2 separate regions of the Homo sapiens genome follow, and region 2 is linked to region 1. The links are chromatin loops, found by intact Hi-C in ENCODE. Cell type or tissue: heart right ventricle. All regions are shown on one strand. Links, peaks and the distances in the headings refer to the core of each region. The heading gives the core; the rest is flanking DNA. Region 1 overlaps MN1 (MN1 proto-oncogene, transcriptional regulator). Region 2 has its middle 74 kb from the start of CPMER.

Region 1 (14,072 bases), core at 6,073-14,072:
CCTGTCTGTAATAGGCCCTGCTACCATTAGTACTGGGACAACCAGGCTGAGGGCTGAAATCGCCCTCAAACACATTTAATACATAACCTCTGAAAATCTATTCCAACAGGGACCTTAGCGAACAGGCCGGCATTCCTTTTTTTAAGGAAGAAATAAATACTGCTGGGTTGTGGGTCGGGGGGAGTTGGGGAGTGGTGTGCTGATGCCGAAGGAAGGGACAAGATGGTTTAAGTTAAAAACAAATGGTATGAGTCCCTTTAGCCAGATGTAAAATTGCAATCGTTTTTTGGTTGGACGATTGCAACTATTTGATCGCCGGCATCTATATAGATGTGCGTGCTGGCATCCGCCACACACACACACACACACACACACACACACACACACACACGGGTTTCCATCAAACAAGCAAACAAGGAAAGGATGAAATTTGGGATATGAAAACAAACTATTTTTAAACGCTAAAGCAAACACACCAAGATAGTAATACTGCTATTTTCCCATTAAACCAAGTTTGTCTCAATTTGAAAAGCGAGAATAATCTAAACAATACTTCCAAACAAACTGCTCGGAGTCTGGGTGTTGTGGCCTCCGCCGTTCCTAACAACGGAAAAACCCCCTCTGTCGAGAAGCAAAAACACAGGCAGGGATGGGGCCGGCCGCTTCTCCACGTCCGGCCACGTCGCACCAAAGGAGTCCTCCCCCACATCTTACGCCTGGACGCCAAGACGTCTCAAACTTAAAAATGCAATACTTTTTCTTTTTTCCAAAAAGTTTTTTTAAAGTCTTCCAGCTCTTTCTCTCTTCGATTCCCAAAATAACTACTTACTTAATACCAAATGTTGGGGAACTAAATTAGTTCATTAAGGAAATGCAGGGGCCGTGATGGGCACCGAGCGTGGGGGCTCTTGCAACTTCGCTGCCATAAGCCAGAACGCCTCTGGCTGCTCTCTTCCGGCTTTACCTAGCCCATAAATTCTTCCTTTAAAACCAGGAGTCTAGAAATGTCATAATTATAGCTGATACAGGTAACAGGTGTGCCCCCCCCCCATGGCCCCTCCCAGCCCCACCACGGCCATCCAGACAAGCCTCTGGAAGATTTAGTGGTCTTGCCTGGGGTGTCGTAATTACCGGAAACGACTCCAGTTTTAAGGGTTAGATAAAGACCCTCTCCAAATTTAAGGCCAGACACCAATGTCCATTAGACTTTAACGGGCCCACATAAAAAAAGAAATTGTATCCTCATCTCTCCAAATGCCTGTTTCCTCAGCGCCTTCAGTTCATTTCAGGCTGGCTCAGCGCCGCAAAGACTCCGTCTGGCCCTCACTCTGCAAAGGCAAGGCCTTGGTGGGAACCGACGAGATGAGCGAGGAATTAAGCAAATGGTGGGGGGTGCCGAAAACACCATTTCTCAAAAACTGTTATGGCCGAACCCTGGCATTTTGATGGTTGTTTTTTGAGTGGAATTTTAGCCCATCTTCTGAAGGCAGAGAGACAGGAAGGCTGTGGGGAGCCCAGAGAGGAAGAGGGGGGCCCCCCAAAGAAGCCAGGCTGAAGTGCTCGCACCATCAAAATGACACATGCTCCCCTTTACAGACTCAGTGTTAGGAAAGGCCAAAGCTGAGGGCTGTTTTGCTTTGTTATTCCTTTTCTCAGCTTCCGAGACTTATGCATACTTTTTCTTCCTTCTTTGGAAGTCAAACGATGCATTTCTTAAAAGTTAAACACACACACACACACACACACACATCCTCCTACCACCACCACCACCATGTGTCAAGGAAGCAGCATAAAAGGTACTGCAAAGAGGTTGAAGATTCCCAACTGTCCACCCATGTGCAGAGACCTCTGGCCCACACGAGTGCTCAACTCCCAGTCAATTAAGAATTAATGCTGGGAAACTCTCAGGGTCGGAGAACCAAGGCACCAGAAGGAAGCCCGTGTTCTTTGGCCGTCTCCAAGGTTCTGGGAGGCTGGGTTTGCTCAACGACTGGGCTTTTTCTCCCTCCTCCTGGACGAGTGATGGTGAAAGGCGCCACTCGCCTCCTCTTCCTGTCCTGAGGAGGTGGTGGGAACCTAGACTACTGGTGGCCATTATTCTATGCCAGGCAATCCGGGCCCATTAATGCCCGTGCGCACACACACACACACACACACACTTCTAATCCCAGCAAAATGCTTCACAGGCGCTGAGCACAAAATAAATGCTTATTAACTAAACTGACCCAAAATAGTGAAATGTACAAGTAAATTAATCATGCCTTTCCCGGAGGCCTAACAGGATTACAAATTCGGCAAAAATTGACCGCATGGAGATCAATACGCGTCTACTTCAAACTGAACGAGGCCAAAACTTTGCATGAGCTTCTTCTTGGGGGAGAAAATTATTTATTCATTTCTTATTAAGACTTCTCAGGCCTGTGTGGTATGTGTGCACGTGCACGTGCGTGTGTGCACGCAAGCAAAGCCCGGCAAAAGGCATTCAAAGCTTTCTGCCCAGACAATTTAGAAATAGTCATGGCATAAGGATCGTGAAATTGCTCCTGTTCTAAAAAGCCAAATTTTGATCTGCAGCCTCCCTTCCTTCAAATACTAAACAATCGCCAAAAGTTACATTGCAGGGGATGAAAATGGCCAATTTGTTTTTAGTCAATTAGGTCTCACTGCAAAAGCATTAAGGGCTTCTGAAGGCTGGACCTGGGGTCTCCTGGAAGGGAGGAAAGAAGAGACTCTTAATTTCTCCAGCTCCTTTCCACACTTGGCTTATCTCAAGTCAGGGAAATCTTCCTCTTGCTGGATTTGTCACTTACTTTGGTCCCCTTTTTGCCTACCATTCAGAGAAAGGAAAAATATATATATTGTGTGGGAGGGCATCATGGGGCACACTTGCATTTCAAGGCATTGGGACCTGCCTACAAGGTCTGTGAAAGCCAAGATCATCCCTGAGGGTCTTGCTAGGAGGGAAGCCTTAGTGGCCACCTTACAGGATCACCAGGGGAAAGGTCACTCCCTTTTCCCACCCCCATCATCCCTCTTTTATGGAAGGATCTGGGCCTCAAGGGACCAGCTCCTCTGCAGGAATTGGCCACAGGCACGTCTGGGTCCTGACCTACCCAGGGCCCATCTGGGTCTTCATCCCCTTGAGCCTGCCTCGGCCACTAACTCAACAGAAACGGGTCCTGACTGCTAACAGACCCACAATGCGGTCATCCAGTCTCAGGCTGGGTCCTCCGGATCTACCTCCCCCATGCATGTGCAGCGATGTGGGAGCCCCGAGCCCCACAGGGAAAGCTTGGGCAAGAACCTTCTGTCCTTTGTGACGGCCGACACCAGCCGCCAAGTAATTCATACACCCTCAGCCTAGCCCAGGTGATGTTGTTATAAATGAATTCCACATTTATAAATTATTTTCCACTCGCGAACCCCAAGAGTCAGTAAACGACACTTCAACTCATGTTGACGCATTTCTCCCTGCCCCATCCGTCCCTCTGCCATGCCCCTATCCTGAGAAAATACGCCGCACCCCAATTTCCATCTAGTCTTCCTCACTGGAGGTGCTTCTCTCTCTGCCTTCTGATTTATTTGGAAATGAGGACCTACAGTGTCCACATCAGGATCGGGGCCCTAAAACTTGCAAGGACGCTTTCAAACAGCACACAGGGACCAGGAAGAACCCACTAACTTCTCAGCAAATTCTCAACCAACCCCTGCTTTCTCTGGAAGACTGAGCTTTGGGGATTTCAAAGCAGGCTAGGTTTTCTGCCGACTTCCCCACCCCTTCTCTGATCATAAGATGGTCCCTCAGAAGTATTTTACTCCTGGTGGTCGCTGCCAATCACTCAACAATGCTTGTGTTCCAAGATCCAAGGGCGTCTGAAAACACTGCTTCACAGTAACTGAAAAGGGTCATATCTTTTTTTTTTTTTTTGACATCTCATCCTTCCCTGAATGACTGGATGAGCAAGAAGTTATGTGTGTGTGTGTGCACGCGTGTGTGTGTGCACGCACGTGTGTACGCATGTGCGCATGCGTGGAGGGGTTCACTTATTAACTGTCATCTCACGTTCCAGGAGTTCCCAAATAGGACCAAGAAAACCAGACCAGGCACACTGGGGCCCTCAACTTTGACGCAGAGAGATTTCTCCTAGTCATACCACGCAAAACGAGTGGCATCAGAAAGACCCCCCCAGACGGTGTCACTCCAGGGAAATTTTTGTCCCAAGTGTTGAGATCAAACAAAACCATCATGCCCAAAACTCTTTAAATTCTTCTCAGCACTGAGAAGAAAAAAACTACTTTTAAATCCTCACAATTGAATGCATCAACGGGCCACTTAGTTCTCATGAGTCAGGCTGCTCGAAGAGCGAGCAGGAAAAACAAAGCTGCAAGGGTGCCTCAGCACCAAAGTTAGTCCACGTTTCCTCCAAAGACATGACCATGGCCATATACTTCTGAGTAACTATGCAGATTGTTTTTGAGACATGCAGGATAAAAACAAGACCTGGTTCTCTTGTGGGTATCTTTGAAGTCCCCAACTTTCCAAAGATCTTCTATAGCAATGGGTCCCAAATACGCCTCCGCCAAGGGGTCTCCCTGTTTCCCTAAACTATTTCCCAACACACCTTGCATCTCCCAAACCAAATACCAGCATAGGTAAGTCAAACTGTAGCCCAAGAAACCGAGATAGACAGAAGGAGCAAAATCCTAGGAGCAAACATTTTGGGGGAGTCCAAGATTTTCCACAGAGAGATCAAAGATGGGAATAAGATGGAAGCTTCTGGGCACATAGTTGATCCTATAAACTCCAGGGGAAGTAGGGCAAGGTGAGTTCGCTGGACTCAGAGCTTTCAAGATGAGAACACGAAAACGTGATTTCCCTCAACAATGTGAGTTTATATGGGGATGTTTATTGGGGAATTTTTTCTCCCTTTTTGGACAAGTCCATTCCATGGAAGATGTTCCTTCTGGGACATTCACAGAGAGCCAGCATGTTATTACAAATGCTCTAAGACCTCCAAACTGCTAGATTCAGTTGCCTTATGTTTAAAGGGCATTTGGGTCCCTACGATGATGCGTAAATCGTGAAAAGATACGCATGCAATCACTATAAAGTTCTCTCTGCTCCGGCTTCTCAAGGAAGTGGTGATTATGAAATCCCACCAGCTTTCTCAGCCTAGAGAGAATGACAATTTGGGATGCTGTGGCTAGGACAAGTCCTGACTCAGGAGGTACCTAGGGTGCCAGTCCAATATGGTCTTGTCAGGCCCAAACTGGAAGCTATCGGGAACCCAGTTTCAACCCCTTGGATTTCAAGACTGGGAGAAACCCGTGGCCATTTCTCCCCTCTGTGCCCTTTTGGGCAAACACCGGGTTGGGAGCAGATACTTCACTGGCTGCTCAAACCTCGGAGGCTGCTGATTAAAATGAAGGCCGGCACACAAAGCGGGTCTCAGCATCCTATAATAATTACATCCCGAGAACATGATGCCTTTCAAAAGTCCCTCCCCACACAAGTAAATGAAACTTAACTCTGCTTCTCAATCCTGGTCACAAAATAAGTTTGGAGGTTTTGCCCCCTGAAGCGCACACTTGGCAGGGTATCATCTCACCCACGCTCTGCAAAGCGGCTGATCACCCAGGTGAGGCTGCATGCTGTCCTGTCATCGGAAGATGGCAGGAAATGACCAGGGCCACCTTCGTGCGGGGTGACCCATCGGGCACAATGTGCCAGGATCCCAGAACCATCTCTCCTTTTGAGGCCTGTTCACAGTTTCTCGGGGCCCTGGGTGGCTCTGAGCTGGGGACTGTGGCTGAGCTGTTCTGCATCAGGACACAGAGGGTCCCTGCAGGCAGGACCATGACTAATTTGAAAGCCCAGTGTCGTCTCCGCCACGTCGTTGGTACAAAAAGATTACAATAAAGGCTAGGAATTTCCATAAATGAGAAGCAGCGTCCGCTTCCCACAACTGGTGGGGGTAGGTGGGGGGGGAGTAAAGAAGGGGAGGGGGCACTGATTCAAAGATTCCTCTCCTGGCAGGAAACTGGTGTTAGCTGAACTCAGCCAGAGAGACACCTCCACGTACGCTCACGCACAAAACCCAGCGAGGGGCGACGTGCGTCTGCTACTGAAATACTCCAGATCAAAGTCACCCACAGCCCAGGAGGCCCGGGAGGCTGAGATTTCGTAATTAGGATCTTCAAAATCCTCCCTCTATTTTTAGGACTCACGCTCATTCAGTCCTTTACAGAATCAGAACCTGTCAGCTAAGGCCATTGAGACTGAAGGGTGAGCTCCTTTCCCCGCTCGCCTTCAGAAAGCAGATTAAGGGTAAACTGGAGGAGTGACTCCAGATTGGATGGAAATACACTCGGCCATGCATATGTATATATGCGGATGCTGGGATGGGGCGAGGGGGAGAGAGGGGGGCTTCTTCACACACTGAACTGCATGGGGCCCTGCTTTGCTCCCCTGAGATACAGACCCAGAGCTTCCACCCACCTCAGCTGTGCTCTTTCGAGCTGGCCCCCAGACCACTTCATTTGGCTCCAGTGTGTGTGAGAAGGCGAGGAGGCTTGAAAAATTTCCTCCAAATGTCCCTCTTCTCAATCACGCACTCATGTATACATCAACATCTCCACCAAGAGCGATCAAATCCCACACTCAAATCTGTCCACCCAAGACGCGCCTAAATATAGACACCATCCTAAAACAAACACATCGTCGGCAAGTCAAAATCCTGACTTGAGTCAAAATGATGAGGTTGGGCGATCCTGGCCCCTCCAGACCAGAGAACTGGGTGGAACAAGCAGCGGGTAGTGAGAAAAGGACAGAAGGTGAAACCACTGGTTGCAGCCCCCCACCCCCTCCGACAAACAGAGGACCGCTCTGGCATGAGAGGATTTGGTGTTTTTATGTTGCGGTGTGCTTGGGAGGCCTGCTTGCTCCCACACACTCCCCAGACATTTGATCCTATTATATAAAGCTACAGCCTTTTAATCTCTAAAAATAACCAAACAGAGGTAAATACAGTATTCCTTACCAAGAGTGTTTATCTCTCCTAAATGCTTTCGGCAAAGCTGATCACTCCCTGGGCAAAGAACACAATCCGACGTCATTGTCATTCAGGTGGAGAGAAACGGGTCACAAGTGATTCTGCTACATTTTCCAGCATAAAGTGAGTTTAGGAGATCCTGTGAAATCCCAGTGACCCACTCAAGTTGGCCCTTCCACAGTGGGAAGAATTTTCCTCCTCTAATTTCACCTGGTCCTGCCGGACTATTTATTAAAAATGTATATTTTATATCAGCACAGGGTATCAAGTAACTTCTTGGCAAGAGTAGCCGCATTTTCAAAACCTATTAAGATTCTTTGTGGAAATTTAAATACCTCTGTCAGGCAAACAAAATCATATCAGGAATCATAGAATTTCCTTGCTAGAAAGAGAAATTAGATTAACTAACTCTCACTCCTTTCCTAGAAACCTCAATAAACTAGAAGTACATTTCAATAGTTCCTTATTTCCGGTCTGAAGGGGCCTCACAAGAAATCTAAATGAATTTATATTAAAGAAAGCTATACTTGAGGAAAGCCCTTCAATCTATAAAAATTGCATATATATATATATATATATATATATATATATATGAATATATAAATATATTTTGCATATTAGAAAGCAATGGCTATTTAAAATCAAAACAGCCAGAAAACCCAGTGGTAGAAAACCATGACAAGTTCAACACTGCCAGCTTTCAGCCCCTTAAAACATCCTTGTCCTTTATTAATATTTAGTAGAAATGTATGATTGCAGATGTGTGTTAGGTTGGGGTTTTATGTCAGGAGGCGGGCAAAGTAGACAGGTTTATTACAGCCATGAAATATTAAACAAGCACCAAAGAACAGTAGTTTGATGTCCTGGGATATCCAGGGAGCAGGGAGGCCCAAACGTCAGCTGCACAAAGGGGGCCCTATCTGTTTACATTATCCCTTATTAACACCTGCGAAGTTTTGGGTTACATCTTCCGGAGGCGCAAAAGTCACATGAAGGCATACAACTCGTGCTGGGTAATTTCACAGGGAAACAGGATTGCAAAGCTCTTTGCCTTCCCCCAAACAAGTTCAAATGAGCCTTAAAAATTCTCTCAGGAAAACAGTGCTTTGCTCTGAGGCTAGGACCTACCTGCCCCCCCGCCCCAAGTCTGCCCTATGTCTAAAGAAATTCCATGTTCAAATCTTGCCTGCCTAGGATTGCTCAGTGCTGTTACTGTGTTCTGACTGCAACACTGAGAGAAGCATGAAATTCCAAAAATTTCTCTGGCATCACTGTAAAAATATCATACTTCCAAAAAGGGCAGGATTGCTTGCAGAGTGTGTACCGAGACTGCTCCCATTTCAATGTATGTGAAAGAGTACTTCAAGACTGCCCTGGGTTTCAAGATAGAGCTACCAGGGGAAAGGAGGTTTGGCAAAGATAAACGTATTACAGAATACGGTTAATTCAACTTTTGAAAATTGTAAGGGGCAGGAGGGGAGAAAACGTACTTTTTCCAACTTAATATGCATTATCTATAATCTATCATTATCTCTCCTCTCTGTGTTGAAATTCTTCCGTAGCCACACACCTATTACAAAGATAGGTGGATGAAGACTATACTTTCAGGGATCATTTCTATAGTGTGTTACAAAGATAGGCGGATGATTTTGCAAACTCTTTTTAAATCCATATAATTCTCACCAATTTAATTGATGTTTGAATAGGCCCAAACTCAGGCTGGGTTTTGTTTTTTGTTTTTTGTTTTTTTCCTTTCCACAATCTCACCCTTCCCCCACCACAACTTTGTACAAATAGAGCCTCATGCTCAGAGGTAAAGTTGCATTATATAAAAGTTGTTGGGTGGGTTGATTAAGAAGTCAAGAGAAGCATGATTTGGAGAGACTAGCTAGATTTCCTGGTTTAAAAAAATCATCATCCCATGTGATGTTGGCCTAGACTTTGCGAGAACGACAACTTGCCAGTCAAGTTCCCTCCCCTCCAAAGGACATCTCAAGCCCATAAGACAATCTGGGCACGTCCCAGTGGCTGCACGCCTTGTACAGTTCTGAAGACTTATTCGTTCCCTCCAATCCGAGCACGGATCATTTTGTTAAATACCGACTAGTATTTTGTCATTGGAGCGAAGAATTTCAGAAACGGTGTTAATATTTAATCACATTAGTACTGGCATGTTTTACGGCGTGACAAAATAAAATATCATTACAAAAATGGGCTTTGCCTGCAAGGGGAGTAGAAAAAAAAATGCTGGGGCTGGTACCTAGAGAAGGTCCATTCAAAGCCATTGGACACCACTGCTCAAGGCTAATGGGACCATGAGCATGTTTTTAAAGGAAAAGCAGAACATTTTGCTATGATTTTTTTTTCTGTCTCTATTTCGAAGTGGCACACTTCACTCTGATTTTCAGTGAGGGGACTCAGGGGCCTGTAGAAAGCTCTGTGTACCTATTTATACAACGTGTGCAGATGGAACTACAGGGTGTTATCATAATGAAAAGTTTAATCATCCTTATTTACTACCAGTAAGGGAGCAGGATTCAGATGCAGATACCTTATAAAGCCTTAACTAGCAACCCCAAGGCTACAGAAGCTTCGAGTGACCTCAATTCGCTGCTTTATCGAGGAAACTGTCCTTCCCACACCACAGAGTAGAAAACAAAGGAGGTCAAGTGGGTGTCCCTGCTGGTGCTTATAAGACAGCCAGCCCTGCTGGTCCCTGATGGAAGTCCCTGTCGCCCCGCATGCAGGGGAGGGCTTCCTTTAGCTTACAGGAGAAATCAACCCTAAAGTGACTAGCATCTGTTTCTAAAAAATATTTTCATTCATCTGACTGTGATGATGACACAAACAAAACATTTCTTTGGTGACATTTCTTCATTCACAGCCTGCATCTTCATCTCTAAAGGAAGGACTGGAAAGGGGATGGGGAGAGACAACTTCTAAAAATCTCATTAAAATGACCCTATACCTGTCCACCTAGTCTATGAAGGCCCTTTAAAAGACTTGAAGATGAAGTGCTACTGTTTTTCTTAAATGGATTCTTTAAATCAGGGTTGTTGTTTTTTTTTTTTTTAACTTTTCTCACCTCATTTTGGCCAATATGTTCTTAATTACTAGGAGTGGGAGGGGAGGATGAGAAGGGGAAGGGGGAGGGGCGGCTAGGCCAGGCCAGGCCAGGTAGAAGTGACAGGGGCTGAGATTTGTGCTAACCAGCTATCGATCGGGCCAGATCGAGATGTCGTGTACAAGAAAATAAAGGGGTGGGGGGAGCAAGCAGGAGGCTGTGTCCAACTCGATTTTAAAAAGGGGGGGAAAAAAGGGAGAAGAAGCTGAGGGTCCCAAACTAACCAATTTATGGCCTTGCCTGGGAGAAGCCTGGAGAATGCTGATGCTGGCCGCAGCGTCTGCTGTGCATGCTAAACACCCGGCTTCAAATGAGAGAGTGCGTCCCGGGCGTCCTGGGCTGGGCAGTAACCGCGGAACAAAGAGAAAAAGCAGAGAGGCCGCATTCATGAATTAGAAAACCTAAGCGGGAAAGCTACCCGGGATGCGCGCCTTGAAAGCCCCAAGTTCTGAACCACCCAACTCCCAGCCCACTCTCGCTTCCTCTCCTCTTGCCTCCCCCAGCCCCCATGCCATTCTCCTAAAACCTACCCTCACCTTAAATCCAGGGTCAAGACATGGCAGGATGTGGGGAGGATGAGGGAAACGAAGGCAGAGGAGGAAAGAACTGTAAAAGAGGGCAAGAATTGCACTGGGGGGGGACACATTTTCAAAAACAAGGTTAAAATGCCAGCCACTGGTTCCATGGTGATAGTCTGTCTAGGGAAACCAAGGGAATTCAACTATAGTTTAAAAGAAAGACATAGAAAGAAAGAAATGATGTTACCTGATTTTAAGAAGCCATTAGATATATATAGATACATATATAGACACACATACCTATATATACACCTATATATATACACACACACACACACACGCACTTTATATACAGACATTTTAAACCTCCATTCAGATAAAATAAATATCTACGGCAACCCAGTCATCCTTAGGTTAAAAAGAACTGTTATTACTTTAACTGGAATGGCAGCCCATTTACTAACCCCACCCCTCCCACCTTAAAGGCCTCCAGGCCTGGTGGGGAGGGGGTGCTTAGAATGCAAACGAAAGCTGGGACAGGACATCTGTCACCAAAGCCAAGCGAGATATTGACAAACACGGATCCTTTGTGTCTTAAGAGTATATATCCATATCCCCATACACAAATGATGTCCAAGCCGACCCCACCCCAGCACTCCCCCTCCCCAACCCCACCAAATGTCAAGGGGATGCGCCCTGAAAAGGTTCCCTGCCTCCTGCAACCCCCACAGGTCTCCCGTTTTTCAATGAAACTCTGATAGTTAAGAAGAGACAAAATAGCTATTCATTAGGAACAAATGTCAAATTAGGCGTTGCCTCTGAGTGATGCTGCCGACACCAGGGCTGGTAACTTTTTTTTCCTAAAAATGCTGGCACCTAAAAGAACTAGCGCTAGAGGCTGACTAACTAGGAAAAGGTGGGAGGCGTTAACACAACTTCCCAGGTGTCCTGCCAGGGAAGGCGGCACACAGCTGCTAAAAAGTGGAGCCAGCCTCAATGTTGAGGGTGGGGAGGGGTCTTAGTGTGAAAGGGAAGGGGCAATTCAGCTAAAACTGGGGGTGTGGGGGCGGCTGGGCGGGGTACTCTACAAGATTCCCAAAGGGCTGCCATCTAAGTTTTTGCCACCCTGTGGCACTAGAATCTACCTGGTAACATGTGGGGGGCTTGGGGGCAGTGTGTGTGGGGGGGTCTGTCCTCACAGCCCTTGGTGTAAGCAAAGGTGGGATAACCAGCTCCTAGTTGGGGATTAGGAGGGTTTGTGCCCTCCAAACCTCAAAGGACCCCAAAAGGCGAAGGCTAAGTCCTGCCCTGGGGATGGGGCGGGTCACCCGGGAAGTGAGAGGAAAACGAGTGTGCATATACCTTCTTTGCTGTTGGGGTTCTGGGGTTTGGCCTTCTCCCAGGGCGCCAACGTCTTGTCGTCGTCCGCGCTGTCCACCAGGGCCTTGTCAGCGGGCATGTACCAGGCAGCGCTGTGCTCTGCCATCAGCGAGTCCAGGTCAATGGTGCTCATGGCGCTCTTGACCGCCTCGGAGCAGCAGCTGCCCAGCTCGCTGTCGCCATTCTGCGCCCCTGAGGCCCCGACGGCGCACTCACCCTTCTTGCCACCCTTCAGCCCCAGAGGCTGGTCCTCGGAGATGCTGAACTGCTGCCTCTGTAGCTGGATCTGCGCCTGAAGGATCTCCAGGGGGTGGATCTCGTCGGGTGGCGGGGCGCCGCTGCTGCTCGTCGGGGTGCGGACCTGCTCCAGGCCCGGAGTGCCCGGATGGCCCGGGCCCCCACCGCCGCCGTAGCTGTCAGGGGTCGAGGTAGAGTTAGACATGATGCCCAGGCCGAGGGCGGGCGGGGGCGCCTTCGGTCCGTGTTCCCCGGCGCCTACCCCACGGGGAGGGAGTTTGGGCGAGCCGGTCACCAGGGGACTCCTGCTCGCTTTAACTAGTGCCTGGGGGTTGTCAGAGCTGGACGACACCTCGTCCTCATTGGCGTAGCTCGTGCTCACCTCGTCCGAGGCGAACTCACCCACGTTTGGCGAACTACTGTCCGACTTGGCCCCGCCGTCCAGGGACCCAATGAGGTCCGGCTGATCCCCCAGGAGCAACTCAGCCCCCTTCCCCCAGGATGGCGACGTGAGCGCCTTTTCGTGGGGCGTCGGTGCCCCGCGCGTCTCGCCTGCGGAGCTTCCCCCGACGGCTGCGCCTGACGCTTGCTGCTGCCCTGGGCTCACCCCAGGTGCGCCCCCGCTGTCCGGAGCCGCCGAGTACTTGTCAAAGAAGGTGCCAGGGCTCACGTGACCACTGTCCCTTTTTCTGCGACCCCGTCCCCGGCCGCCGCCCCCGGAGACCGGCTTGCCGTCATTCCCCGACGTGGATTCCAGGGTGTAGTTGGGGGAGAGGCTGGTGCCGTCCCCCTGGGCTGGAGGGTTGGGCGGCCCCGAGGCTTTGGAGCCGCTGCTACTGGTCCCGGACGGGCCTCCGGGTCCTGGGGCCCCAGGAGCAGTCCCTCCTGGGAAGTAATCCGAGCCCGGGTTGCCGGCCACTGCCGCGCCGTCGGTCTCGTTCTGGCTCAGTTTCCTCTTGCCCTCTGGCGGGTTCTTCTTGTTGAAGGTCACGTTGAGGTTGGGGGCCCCGAGGCTGGCGATCATGTTCTGGCAAGCGGTGGAGAGCGCAGCCAGGCAGCTCTGGCCGAACAGGTTGTCCTTGGAGCTGGGCTTGTTGAAGGAGCCCAGCGAGAGCGCGCCCAATTTACTGGCCGAGGTGCGCTGGCTGGGCTGGAAATCAGGCTGCGGCGGGTAGGCACCCCCGCCACCGCCGCCACCAGAGCTGCCACCGCCCCCTCCCGCGCTGGGGGGCGAGTTCACGCCTGGACCGCTGTGCGGCGTGGACTGCCGGCCGGCTGCACCAAACGGAAAGCCCGGCTGGCCCCCGAGCGCAGACGTAGCAAAGTCCGGCGGCGGGGGCCGGCGCTCCGAAGCAGCGCTGGGGAGCCCCACGCCCGCCCCGGGCGACTGCAGCTGACCCAGGCCTCCCAGACTGCCCCCGAACTGCAGGCCCGGTGAAGGCAGCGCGGGCACGTGGCCCTCTCCGGGCATCCTCATCGGCTCCTGCAGAGGGCCCCGGAACAGCACCCCCGAGCCACCAGGCGGAGGAGGGGGCGCCAGGCTGGGGTCGTGCGGGCCACAGTCAGCGGGCAGACCCGAGCCGCCCATCCTACGGGGCAGCAGGTCTCCGGGCGGCGGATGCGGACCTGAGAACCACGCGCTCTCTTGCGCCAAGTGCGGCGCCTGCTGCTCGAAGGTGCCCAGACGCCCGGCGCCCGTGCTGCCGCCTTCGCGCTCAAAGTTCGGCTGGGCCAAGCCGCCCACCGGGCCGCCATGCACCA
Region 2 (14,613 bases), core at 1-8,000, 160 kb before region 1:
CTGCCAGTTAAACTAGGAACACACACAACGCCAACTCCGAACTCACAGGACTCACACAATAAAAATGCAGGGCCTCTTGTTCAAATATTAAGGATTTCAACATGGTGACAGGAGGGCATTAAACCAAGCGTGGACCCTTCTGTGCTCAAGGTCCTGCATGACTGCAGGGGTCCCACACTCATGATGGCCTTGAACACCTACTCGGAGCCTGCATGAAGCTGGACTTTCACCGCTTTGGCTCATTTAATCCTCACAACAACCTTGGGGAAGACGTAATGGTGGCCCTCCTGCTCGAGAGCTCATAAATGTGTGTATTTGTGTGTGTGTGTATGTATTCTATGTGTGCTCATGTGTGTCTGTGCATGTCTGTGTGTTTCCATGTATATGCATCCATGTATGTCTGTGTGCATGTCCACATATGTGTCTCTGGGTGTGTGTCATGTGTATTTGTCTGAATATGTGTTCGTGTGTGTCCATGTCTGTGTGGGGGTGTGTGTACCTGTGTATGTGCCTGTGCGTGCGTCCACGTCTGCGGGTGCGTGTGCCCGTGCGTGCGTCCACGTCTGCGGGTGCGTGTACCTGTGCGTGTGTCCGTGTCTGGGTGTGTCTTTGTGGGAACATATGTGTGTATCCTGGCAGAAGTTTTAAACAGCCAAAGAGAAGATCAGATCAAAAGCAGTTGGCACACTGGATGAAGCCTGGCCCTGAAAGATGGGATCAATTCCCCTGCCCGGTCCTATGTGGGTCCACATGGGATCATCAGCTGGGTCTGAGGGAATTCCCTGGGTGGGGCCATTTGGGGGCAGAAGGGAGCTGTGTCTGTGGATCCCTTGGGCAGGCACCAGGCTCTGCAGGCTTCACCCTCAGCACAGCAGAGTGGGGAGCAGTTTCACTCACTCCCTCATTTATTCAGTTACTCACTGGGCACCCCCTTTGCACTGACGGGAGCCAGACCCGGCCATGCCCTGTGGGAACTCACAGCCTAGTAAGCAATTCAGGTGGCACAGGGAGTTGTAGGGACCTAGAGGAGGCCACTGACCCAGCCGAGGGACCATCAGGAAGGCTTCCTGGAGGAGGCAATGTCTCACCTGAGACTTGGAAAGGAAGCAGGAGTGATATCAAGAAGAGGGAAAAGTGTCACAGGCAGAGGAACACACCAAGCAAAGGCCTGGGGGTGGGACGAACCCAATCATCCGGCCCATGCGAGCTTCTCCTGTCCCCCTGCCGCTGCACCCTCACCAGCTCCCTCTCTCTCCCATTCCTCCTTCAGGTCCCGATTTCAACTTCTCTTCCTCCAGGAAGGCTTCCCTGATTTTGCACGAGTACACACACACACACACACACACACACATACGGTGAGTGCATTTACCTGGTCTTTGCCTTCGGGCACGTACCAGAGTATAACTTAAGCTCAAAAGTCATCTCCTCTGCATGGGGTACTTTTTTCCATAGCCCAATGCCGAGAACAGTCCTGGCTCATAGTAGGTACTCAACAAATGTTTGTTGATTGAATAAGTGTGAGAGAAGACACGAAGGCATGCGTGCACCTGTTGGAACGAAAGAGCTGCAGGAGCTTGAGAGTTTAGTGTGGGAGTGCCTGGCCCCCTCAATGCAGGGGCTATGACCAACCCAGACACCACATATTATCGTGGTCAGAGGCACAGAGGCCCTGAGACAAATCCTGCCTCTGTCTGTTCCCAGCTCTGTGACCTTAAGAGACTCTCTTAGCCTCTCTTGGTCTCAGTTGCCTCATTGGTAAACTGGGTTCTCAAGAGGTTTAAATGAGGTCATATAGAAAGTGCAATCAAAAGAGTGCCCAGCACATTCAAGATACTCAATCTGTGTGGTCGGTGTGTTATTATTTTTCTCCACCTCCCCGGCATTCAGCCCTAGACCAGGCAATCATGAGCTGTCAATCAATGGAGATACTACCATCATCACCATCACTCAGAAAGATGGATCAGACCATGAGAACTTGTCACCTGATGATAATCATAAACCCTGACATTCACATGGGCCTGAGAAGTTACCAAGAGCTTTTCCTGGGTGCTGCTCCTCCAGGTTTCAAGGGCAGGTGGGGGCCCAGCCCAGAACTCTCTCTCTTCAGCCTCCCTTTGGAGCTTCATACAGCAGGCTCATCCTCTGCTTCTCCACCCCTCACTACCTGACTTCCAGCCAGTTCAGTTCCACTGTGAACTCTGGGAGAGATGGACAGCTTGGCGATGGGAATGTCAGTGCAGCCTCAGGCCAGAGAGCCACTGCTCAGTGGAAAAGTGGTCTCTGGTCCTGGGCGATGGAACAGCATTTCCAGGCCTGGCAGGACCTGTCAAAGGCCCTGTCCTAGAGACACATCTGTACCCTCCACGCCTCACCCGTCTCTGGGATCCTCAGCCTGGGTCCCCCAGCCATGCTGGGATTTAGAACCAATATTTTTAGAAAGCACAGCTGAGGCTTTTTAACAAGGTTATGCATTAATTCAACAAACATTCCCGGCTTGGGTGCTGGAGAAGCAGAAATGAAGTCGATACAGCCTCTGCATCAAAGAGCTCACACTTTAAGTAGGAAGGAAGGTGGCAGCTTTGGCGAGAACATGGGGCTTTGGGGGAGCAATCAGGGCAACTCACAGCCAAAACATTGAAGCAAAGATGTGGAGAAGAAGGAATTAGCAAAGGCAGAGGGAGTTTCAGGCACAAGGAACAGCAGGTGCAAAGGCTTGGTGGCTGGAGAAAATGGAGAGAACTTGAAAAATGTGGCAGGACTGGAGTAAAGACAACGGTTGGGGAGGCAGAGTGTGGCAAGAGAGGGGCATCTTCTTCCAAGACTTCCCTTTATTGGAAGGCAAAGCCAAGGAGAGATTTGGTCTTACAGATACTTCATTCATTCATCTGCATGGTCATTCAACAGTTACTGACAGCATCCTGAGTCAGGCATAAGGTGGGTCCTGGGCAGAGGGAAACAAACAAGGGAAGGGCATGAGATGGGTGGGAAAGTAGGGGATGTGGGGCACAGCAGATGGGGAAGGCATCAGGGACGGCTCCCTGGAGGAGAGGGCTCCAAGCAATCTGAAAAAAATGCCTCCTCCTACCTCTAAACTGAGCTCAGGTATCCAGGGGAATATCAGCCCCAAAGCTCTCACCCCCATCAGTGGCAGGGAAGGTCCAAAATTCTCCAGGGAGCTGCTTATCCACTCATTCATTTGTCCATTCATTCATTCATTCATTCATTCATTCATTCATCATTTCACCCAGCATTTGCTCAGACAGACAGAAAACCCAGCCCTGCCCTTAGAGGCTCCCAGCACCACTGAAAAGGAGACAAAGGCATGAATAAGCAAACAGAAGTCAGTATCAATGGCGGTGGAACATGGACATCCAACACTAGCTGTCAGCACAACCTCCTGAGAGTTTTATAAAACACAGTTTCCCTGGGCCCGACTGCGAGCCACTGACTCTACCTCATGGAGTCAGTCCAGGGAATCTGCATCCTAAAACTCCTCAGGGACTGGAGATGGCTCAGCCTGGCACTTGCCTGCTGACGGTCATTTCAGAATCCGTCTGTGCCAGGAGCACCAAGTCCCTGAGGGACTGGTAGAATCAGGTGGCAGCCGGGGACAGGCCTCTGCTGACTTCAGGTCTTATTTTAGCCTCTGGCATGTCCCCAGGAGGCCCCACAGGAGGGGGCCGAGGATTTTACAGGAGGGATTTGCACGGGTATTTTCAGTCTAGATGGAGGATCAGCCTGGCCATAGCCAGCCCCGCAGTTAGAGAAACCAGGCACTGAAGTCTAATAGTACCCACCACCCACCCTGGAGAAGCTGGCCTCCTGGGCCTCCCTGAGCCCTGGGGTGGAGACTCGCTGTCAGAGATGAGCTGAGAGACCTGTGTGGGCCTCTGAGCAGATCTGGCATCTGGCAGCTTGGAACAGCTAGAGACTATGTTTGCAAAAGATGGGTGAGGGAGGCTGGGGGTATCATCTCCATTTCACAGATGCAGAAACTGAGGCTTGGAGAGGCCAAGGCCATTGCCATACCCTGAGTCAACCCCAAGTCCTTGTAACAGTGAACTAGGTCTTTGCTAAAAAGACAGCCCCGGTGCCTAACAGATGTCATTCCAAGCCAATGATTAATAAATAATGCTAACACTCGATGCTGGTAACCAGCCAATGCTTACATGAAGCGTGGATAGGCCAGGCACCATTCTCAGCACTGGGCATATTTTACCACTAACTCCTCTTCATCCTCACCAACACCTACAAAGCAGGCAGTAATAGTATGCCCATTTGACAGATGAAATGAACTTGGGAGTTGGGCAGAAAGATCCACGGAGCCCCAAGTCCCCAGTGAGTCTTTCCCTCCCCAGACCACCTTCCCAAACCCTCCCAGCCCTCATGCTTATTCTGATAAACCCTCCAAAGCCCGGATTAGTAAAGGGGTTAACAAGGTGGATGGCACCCCCCAGGCTTGGTTTGCACCTGCCAGTTAGAGGCAGAAGGCAGTCTGGGGTCAATGGACAAAGCCAGGCACGAAGTCCAAAGCATGGGTTTGAATCCCAGCCCCGCCCTGGCCTTCCTGAGCCTCAGTTTCCTCTGCTGAGAACTGGAAGCATCTATTCCCACCCCAAGTACCACCTAGCATGGCAGGTAGGGTCAAGAGAGCAGGAATACGCTTCTCCACCTGCAGATGAGGAGGCTGAGGCCCAGAGAGGGGTTGGCAGATGCTCAGGGACCCCTGGCTGGGCTGGGAGCAAATGAGCTCTTGTGAATCACATGCCCCTGTCAGAATAACAATGAAGGGGGAGCCGAGAAACAATGAGGGCCCAGTTGACTCTGCCCAAGGGGCAGTCGGCACAGGTCTGTCTGACTCCTGGGCTGATCTGACCGTTCTCAGCAACAGAAGTAGGGGAAGGCATAGGTACTGGGGTTTCAGCCAGTCTCCTACTAACCAGCTGGGTGACCTTGGACTACTTACTAAACCTCTCTGAACCTCTCTTTTCTCAGCCTCAAAATGGGGACAATCACAGTAAGGCGGTTGCGAGAACCCAGGAAGGCAGGAGGTGTGGAGTTGCCTTTTCCAGATGGAGCACTGGGAACTCAGGCTCTGGGGTGGGGAAGGGACTTGCCCAAGATCACAGGGCACCCATGCAGCTGAGCAGAAGCTTGTCTGCGGCTTCTCCCCCACCCACAGGCCTGAGGAGGAGGGGCCCCGCCTCTGGTGGTGGGGAGGTGGGATGAGGGAAGGGTTCCCTGAAGCACGGGCATCGCAAACCGCAGGACTGGCATTTGCAGGGATGGCATTCCAGGTGGGGGAGCCGGCCTAGGCAAAGGCCGAGGGGCTGGACGGCACTGAGAATGTGCGGAGACCAGCATGACATTTAGACGGCTAGAGCGAAGGAGGCGGGAACGTCTGCAAGTAGGTGTGTGCAAGGTGGCTTTTCCATCAGCATGTGTGCGTGTGTGTGCTTACACACGTGCATGAGTGTGAGTGCGACTTCTCGGCCGCAGAGTCCCCCATTAACGCTCCGGTATTTGTTTGTTCAGTTCCGCTGTCCCATCGGCCCTGCTGCCTCTCTGCACCCCGTTTGCCAGTCGGCTCCCTCTCCCTCTCCCGAGGTCTCCATGCGTCATTAAAACCGAAACAAGCCCCTGCTCTGATGGTTAAACCAGATGCCCAGGCCCCATCCTGCCTGGGCCCCATCTCAGGGTCAGAATGAGCCACGGAGCTGCTGGGGAGGCCCCGTCCAGCTGCATCAGCCCGTGGGGGGCCTGGGGTCCCAAGAGGGACAGGGCCAGACGAGGGGAAACCCAATCCGTGACACATGGAGATCATTTGCAGAAGGAACAAAATCCGTGACCAACTCCAAACGGATGCAAAGGGGAGGGGAGCGGGGCTGGGTAAGGAGTTCTCAGGGCCAGTGGGAGATGAGGACTGAGGCAAACCCTGGGCCAGCCCCAGGCCAAGCTCTCAGGTTGTCTCAGCCACACTCTCTAGGAGCTCCTGGCAAGGCTCCCACCCTCCCTGGGCCCTTGTGTTCTCCTTTCAAATAGGGTGAGGACTGAAAGAAAGATTCAGAGCAAATGTCTGACCCTGTGCCCAGCAAATGGTTAGCCTGAAGCAAATAGATTGATACATAGATGAGACAACTGAGACTCAGAGAGGTTGTGCAACTCAGCAAAGGGCACACAGCAAGTCAGCCTAGGAGTGGGGCTCGAATCTCCCAAAACGGAAAATGTCCACAGCAAAGGGACATGGGCAGCCAGTCATGATTTGCAAAATCAGACACACCGTGGCCTTCATCTCCCCTAAGATGACTTTCCCTTCTTCCCATTTTACTGAGGGCCTCAGGACTCCAACCCACGAACTCCACTCATTTGGTTTTTTGTTTTGTTTTGTTTTTGTTTTTGTTTTCTTTTGAGACAAGGTCGGGCTCTATCGCCCAGGCTCACTGGGCTCACTGCAACCTCCACCTCCCAGGTTCAAGCAACCCTCCTGCCTCAGCCTCCCAAGTAGCTGGGACTACAGGTGTGTGCCATCACACCTGGCTAATTTTTGTATTTTTTGTAGAGATGGGGTTTCGCCATGTTGCCCAGGCTGGTCTCGAACTCATGAGCTCAAGCGATTCTCCTGCTTTGGCCTCCCAAAGTGCTGGGACTACAGGCTTGAGTCACAACGCCCGGCCCTGGTTTTTGAATTTAGCTTCATTGAGATAGCTAAACTCATAGCATACAACTCACCCATTTCAATGCAATGTATTAAATCAATGTCAATGAGTTATACAATGAACAATTCAGTGGCATTAAGTACATTCATAATGTCACACAACCATCACCCCATCTCTCTCTCTTTTTTTTTTTTTTTTTTTTTTGACACAGGGTCTCGCTCTCTCACCCAGGCTGGAGTGCAGTGGCGTGATCTCAGCTCACTGCAACCTCTGCCTCCCACTCTCAGGGATATTCCCACCTCAGCTTCCCAAGCAGCTGGGATTACAGGCACACACCACCATGCCCAGATAATTTTTGTATTTTTTTTAGAGACAGGGTTTTGCCATGTTGCCCAGGCTGGTCTCGAACTCCTGGGCTCATGTGATCCACCCACCTCTGCCTCCCAAAGTACTGGGATTACAGGCATGAGCCACCATGCCCAGCCACAACTGTCTATTTCTAAAACTTTTTGATCACCCCAAAAAGAAACTCTGTACCTATTAAGCAGTAACTCTCCTATTTCCCCCTCCCCCTGCCCCCTATTAACCACTTTCTGTCTCTGTGAATTTGCCTATTGTAGATATTTCACATGAGTGGAATCACGCAATATTTGTCCTTCTGTGTCTGGCTTCTTTCACTTAGCATAATGTTTTCAAGGTACATTCATGTTGTAGCATGTATCAGAACTTCATTCCTTTATATGGCTGAACAAGATTCCATTGTATGGATATGCCACATTTTGTTTATCCATTTATCCGTAGATAGACACCTAGGCTGTTTCCACAGCTTGCCTACTATGAATAATGCTGCTACAAGCACGGGTGTACAAGTATCTGTTCAAGTATCTGTTTACAATTCCTTTGGGCATATTCCCAGGAGTGGTATTGCTGGGTCATACGGCAAATCTATGTTTAGCTTTTTAAGGAACCACCAAAAAGCAGCTACACCAAGAGTCTGAGGCCCACTGGTTCAAAGTCCAGACTGTGTGAAGGTTCAGGGACTGCCGCTTGACCTAGCCCTCATCACCTCTTGCCTGGACCTTTCCAGTAGACTCCTGGCTACCCCCTGCCTCTGCCTCAGCTCCTCCAGTGGCTCCTCACAGCCAGGAGATCATCTGCAGCTCTTCAAAGCCACCTCCCTGGATAAAATCAGCAGACACTGTGCCCTCCGTGGGCCCCTCCTGTCCCCTGTGAGGCCCCACAGCCATCTCCACCCATGCACCCCAGCACTTACCACGGGTGCCAAGTCATCTACAGACTCCCTCTATTGGTGGGCTCCTTGAGGCTAGAGACCATGTCTAATTTATGTCTCGTCATGGTCTTGAATAGAAAAGGTCCTTGGTAAATAAGTGTGTTGCATAGATGAAGAAACCGGGGCTGAGAGAGGAAATTGACCTGCCTGAGGACCCGGAGCTGGGAAGTGAAGGACCTGATTCAATAAGATGGCAGGTGTCAAGTAGGTGTTCAAAATTATTAAGCACCAGTTCTCTTCCCACCTCTTACCTTGGGGAGTCAAAACACCCCTGGGTCCAGACCAAGCCCTACTTCTAACTCGCTGTGTGACCTCAAGCAAGGCAGTTGCCCTCTCCGGGACTCAGTTTCCAATTTGTGATCGGGACGATCTCTTTGGGTTGGAATTTGAGGCCTCTATGGCCACACCACCGTCACCACCCCCTCCCCCAGCAGATTCCTCAGGGCTCAGCTGGACCCCTCAGCCAGCCCCTCCTGCCCACAGGTAATTAGAGGAACACAGCAGGGGTCGAGGGCAGGGGGAGGCCCCAGCAGGCGGCTCCTTCCTCTGAAAGGGGCCCCTCAACGCTGCCTGCCCAGCTCCTGCTGCGAGAACAAAAGGCCTTGTGGACGTTCAAAGCAAGGCGCCGGGCGGGAGGCCAGCGTGGGCGGCCGCAGAGATGGCCACGGGGCTCGTGGCGGGGATGGCCGGCGACTGGAAGCTGTCCCCATCCATCAGTCAGCAGTGACAGCTCCCGGGGACCTGCAGCCCCCCCTCGGCCCTGCCAGCTGACCGTCCGGCTGCAGCAGGCCTCCCTCGCCTGCCTGGTGGCTCCAGCCTGATGACCTGAATAATGGATCTGCCTTGAGCGTCCCGTCACAGTGACAGACACATCTCTGATCCAGGCTTCTCGCTTTACCTTCTCAGCCACATCCCTGGCCAGCGGCCCCCAATGTGGAGAGAGAGATGCAGCACATGTCACCCTCATTCTGATGGGCCATGGATACCAAGCCAGCGTGGCCAGGGTCACAGTGGCCTGGGAAGTCCAGGAGTTTACAAGAGCTTGACCTTATCTGCTACCAACTCGCTGGGTGATCCTGGGCAAGTCCTGGTCCTTCTCTGGGCCTCACTTTCCCCTCTTGTGAAGTGAAGGCGTCATCACCAAACTCTGATATGTGAGTTCTGTGATGCTCAAGTCCCCAGGAAGACATGGAGAGGCAGTGGCGAGATGGAGCAGGGCAGACCTGGTTCCAAATCTGGCCTCTGCTTTCCCTTGTTGCGTGCACTGGGCAAGTTACTTAATGCCTCTGAGAGCCCCTGATCCTCTTCCTCCTCTTCCTCCTTGGTGTATAATGAAAACCATCTTCCCACTTCAAGGGATAATTGTGAAGGTGAAATGAGCTTATATCTGCAAAGCACTCAGCCCAGAGCCTGGCATGGTGCAAGCACTCTGTCAAAGTATCACTTACTGAGCATCTACAATAGTCTGTGCCATGCTAGGCTAGGTTATAGCCATAAATGAGATCAAGAAACTGCCCAGAGGTGGGACACAGTGGCTGACGCCTGTAATCCCAGCACTTTGTGGGGCTGAGGCTGGTGGATCACTTGAGCCTAGGAGTTGAAGACCAGCCTGGGCAACATGGTGAAACCTGGTCTCTACAAAAAAATCAAAAAATTAGCTGAGCATGGTGGTGCATGCCTGCAGTCCCAGCTATTCAGGATGCTGAAATGGAAGGATCGCTTGAGCCCAGGAAGGTTGAAGCTGTATTGAGCTATGATCATACCACTACACTGAGAGACAGAGCAAGACCCTAACTCAAAAAAAAAAAACAAGAGAGAAAAGAAAGGAGGAAAGGATCCAGGAAGGGTCTGAGAGGCAGCCTTGGAGATGAGACTGGAAAAGCATTCTGGACAGAGGGAACAGCTGGTGTGAATGCTTAGAGGCAGGACCATGCTGAGGGTGTTTAAGGGATATAATGAGAACACTCTGATGGAGCAGAGCTATGGAGAGAGAGGGACCAGGCAGTGCAGTGGCGACGCTCAGAGTGTCCAGGTTGGCATTCCAGCTGTCCCTTCCTAGTCGAGTGGCCTTAGGGAACCTGCTTAACCTCCCTGTTCTCCGGGCCTGTGTCTGCTACGTGAGAACAATCCTGGAGTCTACCTTTTATCATATGAGGATGGAAAGGAGGTGGTGGGCTAATGTGACTGGAATGATCCTACATGAAAGAAGCCCTCAGTCCCCGGAGCTATTTTTTTTTCAACATCATCATCGTCGTCATTGTAGACCATGTTGGGCAATTTGACAGATAGTATTGGCTTTCTGTCGCCAGGTGCTTTTCTTTTAGAAAACACTGGAGTCCAGGGGTGTCGACTGGTATAAGAAAGTTCCTACAGCTTGGGTGGTAAGAGAAAAAAAAATTGGAAACAACCTAAGTGTCCATCACCGGAAAGATGACTCAATGAGTAGTGACATATTCATACTGCGGAATAGTCTATCGCAGTGACAGTGTGTCAACTGGAGCGTCACGTATCAACAAGGATCAGTCTCAAAATAGGATGTCGAGCCAAAAAAGCAATCACAGAATATGCATATGGGATGCTTGCATTTATAGAAAGTTTTAAAACCTGCCAAGCCGCACAGTATACCTTTTATGGATACACGCGTAGGTAGTGTATCCGTAAAGTACAGGCCAGGCGTGGAAATGGTATGAAGTAATTCAGGATCTCAGTTCAGTAGGGCACTGACTACCCCACTGCTCTCTTTTGCTGCCTCTGCCTTATTTTTATTGTTATTCTGGCATATTATATATTTTAGCCTACTCTGTTTATCCTTCGTCATCCTTCTGCTCTGGTGTAAGCTCCATGAGGTCAGGGCTGGGATTTTTGCCTGATTCATCCTGTGCTGTATCCCCAGTGCCTAAAACTGTGCCTGTAACATAGTGAGCCCTCCGTAAATAAGGACTGAGTGGATGGACGGAAGTAGGGCGGGAAGGAGGGAGTGAGCATTGCAGAGAGAAACTCAAGGTCTTCCTTATACAAAAGAACACACAGAGGGCCCCAGATCAAACCAGAGGGCTGGACTGAGAGATAGTAGAAAGGTCACCCCTCCCTCACCTCTGCCCCCAAGGGCTCCGCTGCCCCACCCCAGGTCGTGGACTCCCATGCCCCCAGCCCCCTGCCTGGAGTGGGAGGGTGGGGCTTTTGCTGCAAGGGTAACCCTCATTCCCATCTCACTGGGAAAGAAGACAGGAGCTGGGGTCCACCCCAGGGCACGCCAAGGCCGCCTAGCTGATATACAAGAGATTTTTCAACTCTGAGTCAGGGTAGCCAAAGAAAAACAAATGCAGCGAGAGCGCGCCCAGCACAAATGTTCTTTACCGTCCCCTGATGGTCTGAGGTCCAGGACCCCCACCCTACTGACACCCACCAAGCCACAAACCCTCTGCCCTGGTCCAGGTCCCACGGATACCACCCCATAAATTTTCCAGGTGTGTCCACTTCGCTCCATCCCCAGTCCTCTCTTGTCTCCTGGACAGGGCAGCGGCCTCCTCGCTTACCTCCCTGTGTCCACTCTGACCCCTCCCTCCTCACAGCTGACTTCCATTCCACTTCCTTAATGACTCCCCACCACCTTAGAACACAGTTCTTACCATCGTCCAAAGCCTTGGGTGTTCTTTCTTGTCCTTCAGTCACTCAGCTTATATTCTCTACCACCACCATCACCACCACCACCAGGAAGCCTTCCTGGACTTAGATGCTCCTTTTTGTCCTTCAGTTGCTCACTTATATGCCCCACAACCACCATCATCACCACCAACACCAGGAAGCCTTCTGGGACTTCCCGGGTGGGGCCAGCTGCTTCTTCGGGCTCTCACAGCCTCCTGGGCTTCCTGAGACAAGGGAATCCTGTTGCCCATAGGAATGTGAGGTCCAAGAGGGCAGGATTCACGTTCTTTTCATAACTAGACCCCCAGGGCTTGGCCTAGGGCAGGCACTGGTTAAATACTCGTTGAAGGAACACACGAATGAATGAATGAATGAGTTACACATATGAATGACTGAATGAATGAATGAGTTTCCTACCTGGAGAAGTTCTGGATCCTTTGGAAGGTTTAGATGTGGATGATAGGGAGTTTCAAGCCATCTGAACTCAAGGCCTCCCTAGGGTCTTCAGGGCCCACAGCCCCTTCTTGCAGGGAATACAGATGTTGGGAGTTTATCGCCTGTTCCAAGCATTTGTCCAACCCCCCACCGGCAATTTCCCTGCCAAGTAAAGTGAGCATGATGTAGCTGATAAAGCTGCATTAAAATTCCCCTCGGCCCGATTTGCCTTCAGGAAAATGGTGGAACCCTAAATCTCAATGGGCATGAAACACAGAGGTGTTGGGGGTTGGCAGGCAGATGAGAGCCTCCCAGCTGGGAGAAACTAGGGAGGATGGGACTGCAGGCCCGTAAATTACTCCAGAGGGCTCAGCCTAGATGAGGCAACCCTTCCAGCTCCCACCAGGGCCAGGTGAAGTAGGTGGAGAAGGAGGTGGAGAAGAAGGTGTGAGGGTGTAGATGGCCAGGGAGGTGCTACGCTGGGCCTAGGGACCCTCCCCCTAGCAGCCTGGAATGACCGTCCCTATAGGCCTAGAAGGAATTGCAAATCTTTCAGTTCACCTGAAGCACTTACTTTAATCAATCCCTACAAGAGTGCCAGGAGAAAGGTGCCTTCATCATCCCCTTATTTCCAGATGGGGAAACTGATGCTCAAAGAGGTAAGGTGATTTGCCCTAACATCACCCAGGTCCTCCCTGCTGGGGCCCTGGAGCGGCAGGCTGAGGCCAGGCCCGAGGATTTCAGTGGTACAGGGAGGATATTTAAATCATTTCTTTTTCTTTTTCACCTTCTTTATAGCCTGTCTGCTTGTGGTGGCTCCGACACTTGCCAATTCTCCTTCACAACAAAGAGTGGGGGCATGCAGTCCTCATGCTCCCAAAGAGACAAGGAACAGCATCAAGCCAGGTTTCTCATTACAGGATTTTATTTCCACTGTGCTTCTTTTTTTGGGGTTTTTTGTTCGATTATTTGTATTTATTTATTTATTTTAGTTAGTTTGTTTTTGTTTTTGTTTTTGTTTGAGATGGAGTCTCACTCTGTCGCCCAGGCTGGAGCACAATGGCGTGATCTCAGCTCATTGCAACCTCCACCTCCCGGGTTCAAGTAATTATCCTGCCTCAGCCTCCCAAGAAGCTGGGATTACAGGCATGCGCCACCACGCCCAGCTGATTTTTGTATTTTTAGTAGAGATGGGGTTTTGCCATGTTGGCCAGGCTGGTCTCGAACTTCTGGCCTCCAGTGATCCACCAGCCTCAGCCTCCCAAGGTGCTGGGATTACAGGCATGAGCCACTGACTGCAGCCCTTTTTTGGTTGGTTTTTTAGTTAGAGATGGGGTCTTGCTATGTTACCTGGGCTGGCCTCGAACTCCTGGGCCCAAGCAATCCTCCCAGGGTAGCTGGGACTACAGGCTTGCACCCACTGTCCTCTTTTTTTTTTTTTCTTTTGGGATGGAGTCTCTGTCACCCAGGCTGGTGTGCAGTGGCATGATCTTGACTCAATGAAACCTCTGCCTCCCAGGTTCAAACGATTCCCCTGCCTCAGCCTCCCAAATAGCTGGTATTACAGATGCCCGTCACCACGCCCAACTAATTTTTGTATTTTTAGTAGAGATGAGGTTTCACCGTGTCACCAGGCTGGTCTTGAACTCCTGACCTCAAGTGATCCACCTGCTTCGGCCTCCCAAAGTGCTGGGATTATAGGCATGAGCCACCGTGTCTGGCCCATTGTACTCATTTTTGAAGACACTTTCTGCTGGCGGACACCGATATTGGTTTCTCATTATTTTCAGCAATATATAGCTTCCTTTTAAAAATATATTTGTGTGTTTTAAAGTGAGTCTACTTAAAGAAAAATATGAAGTAAAGAACACAGGCAGTACATGGTTATGCCAAAAAATCCATAGCACTCACCTCCCACCTGTCTTATCAGTTCACTATGTGTTAGTCCCAGGCCCTGCCTCGTCCCTGGGGCAAAGTCCAGAAAGCGGGAATTTTTGCCTGCTTAGTTCATGGGTTTATCCCAAGTAGCCCAAAACAGTGCCTAGCACATAGCAGGTGCTTTACAACAGTAAAGAGTTGTTAAATGAAGGTGGTGGCAATCTAGGAACGGCATATTGAAAACTTGCAGAGCCAGCTCCAAGGAAGTCAGTGATTCTGAACTCCTATTCTCCAGACATTCTATTGTTTTCCAAGATTCAATAAGCCTTAATTTTAAAGTTCTAGAGAGCTTAGCTCTCATAATTCCTGACACTGTGGTCCTCTGATTCCATTCTTCTCTGTTTCAGAGGCCCTCTGCAGCTCAGATGCCATATAGGGGCACTCTAAGATTCTAAGAATGTGGTGTAATGATGTTATTTTCTGGGAAGCCAGGACCAACCAAGACTGCAGAATCAGATCCTCCATCTAGTGCTGAGCAAACAAGAAGGAGAAGAAGGAGGAGGGGGAAGAGCAAAAGGAAGGAAAGACAGAGGAGAAGGAGGAGAAAAGGAAGAGAAGGAGGAGGAAGCAGTGAGATAAGAGAAAAGAGAGAGGAAAAAAAGACAAAGAGTGAGAGTTGGGGAGAGAAATAGAAGTGAATTGAAGAGA

What was found. A loop is a pair of places that touch in the nucleus more often than their neighbours do. Peaks named below come from ENCODE experiments on the same cell type or tissue, not always from the same donor. Only the 100,000 strongest peaks of a DNase experiment are listed, where the experiment ranks them.
Region 2: a loop joins it to region 1, with 4 times the contacts of the local background. A loop is called at or near these places in 26 of 110 quality-filtered maps.

What each region holds. Positions count from the first base shown.
Region 1 is chr22:27,784,707-27,798,778 of GRCh38, forward strand. It overlaps MN1 (MN1 proto-oncogene, transcriptional regulator), which reads right to left. Exons shown (of 2, transcript NM_002430.3): 1 at 12,057-14,072. Among named protein-coding and RNA genes, the nearest start is that of MN1, 10 kb to the right of the region's middle. RefSeq lists enhancers at 691-1,218, 6,188-7,164, 14,024-14,072. In heart right ventricle, for the core only: a CTCF peak has its summit at 9,791; no DNase peak of the experiment used is centred there; H3K4me3 peaks cover 7,388 bases; H3K27ac peaks cover 5,167 bases; H3K27me3 peaks cover 1,479 bases.
Region 2 is chr22:27,633,716-27,648,328 of GRCh38, forward strand. No RefSeq gene overlaps it. Among named protein-coding and RNA genes, the nearest start is that of CPMER, 74 kb to the right of the region's middle. RefSeq lists enhancers at 185-778, 3,699-4,199, 4,412-5,216, 5,217-6,020, 8,273-9,206. In heart right ventricle, for the core only: no CTCF peak of the experiment used is centred there; DNase peaks (open chromatin) are centred at 3,586 and 5,985; H3K27ac peaks cover 1,406 bases.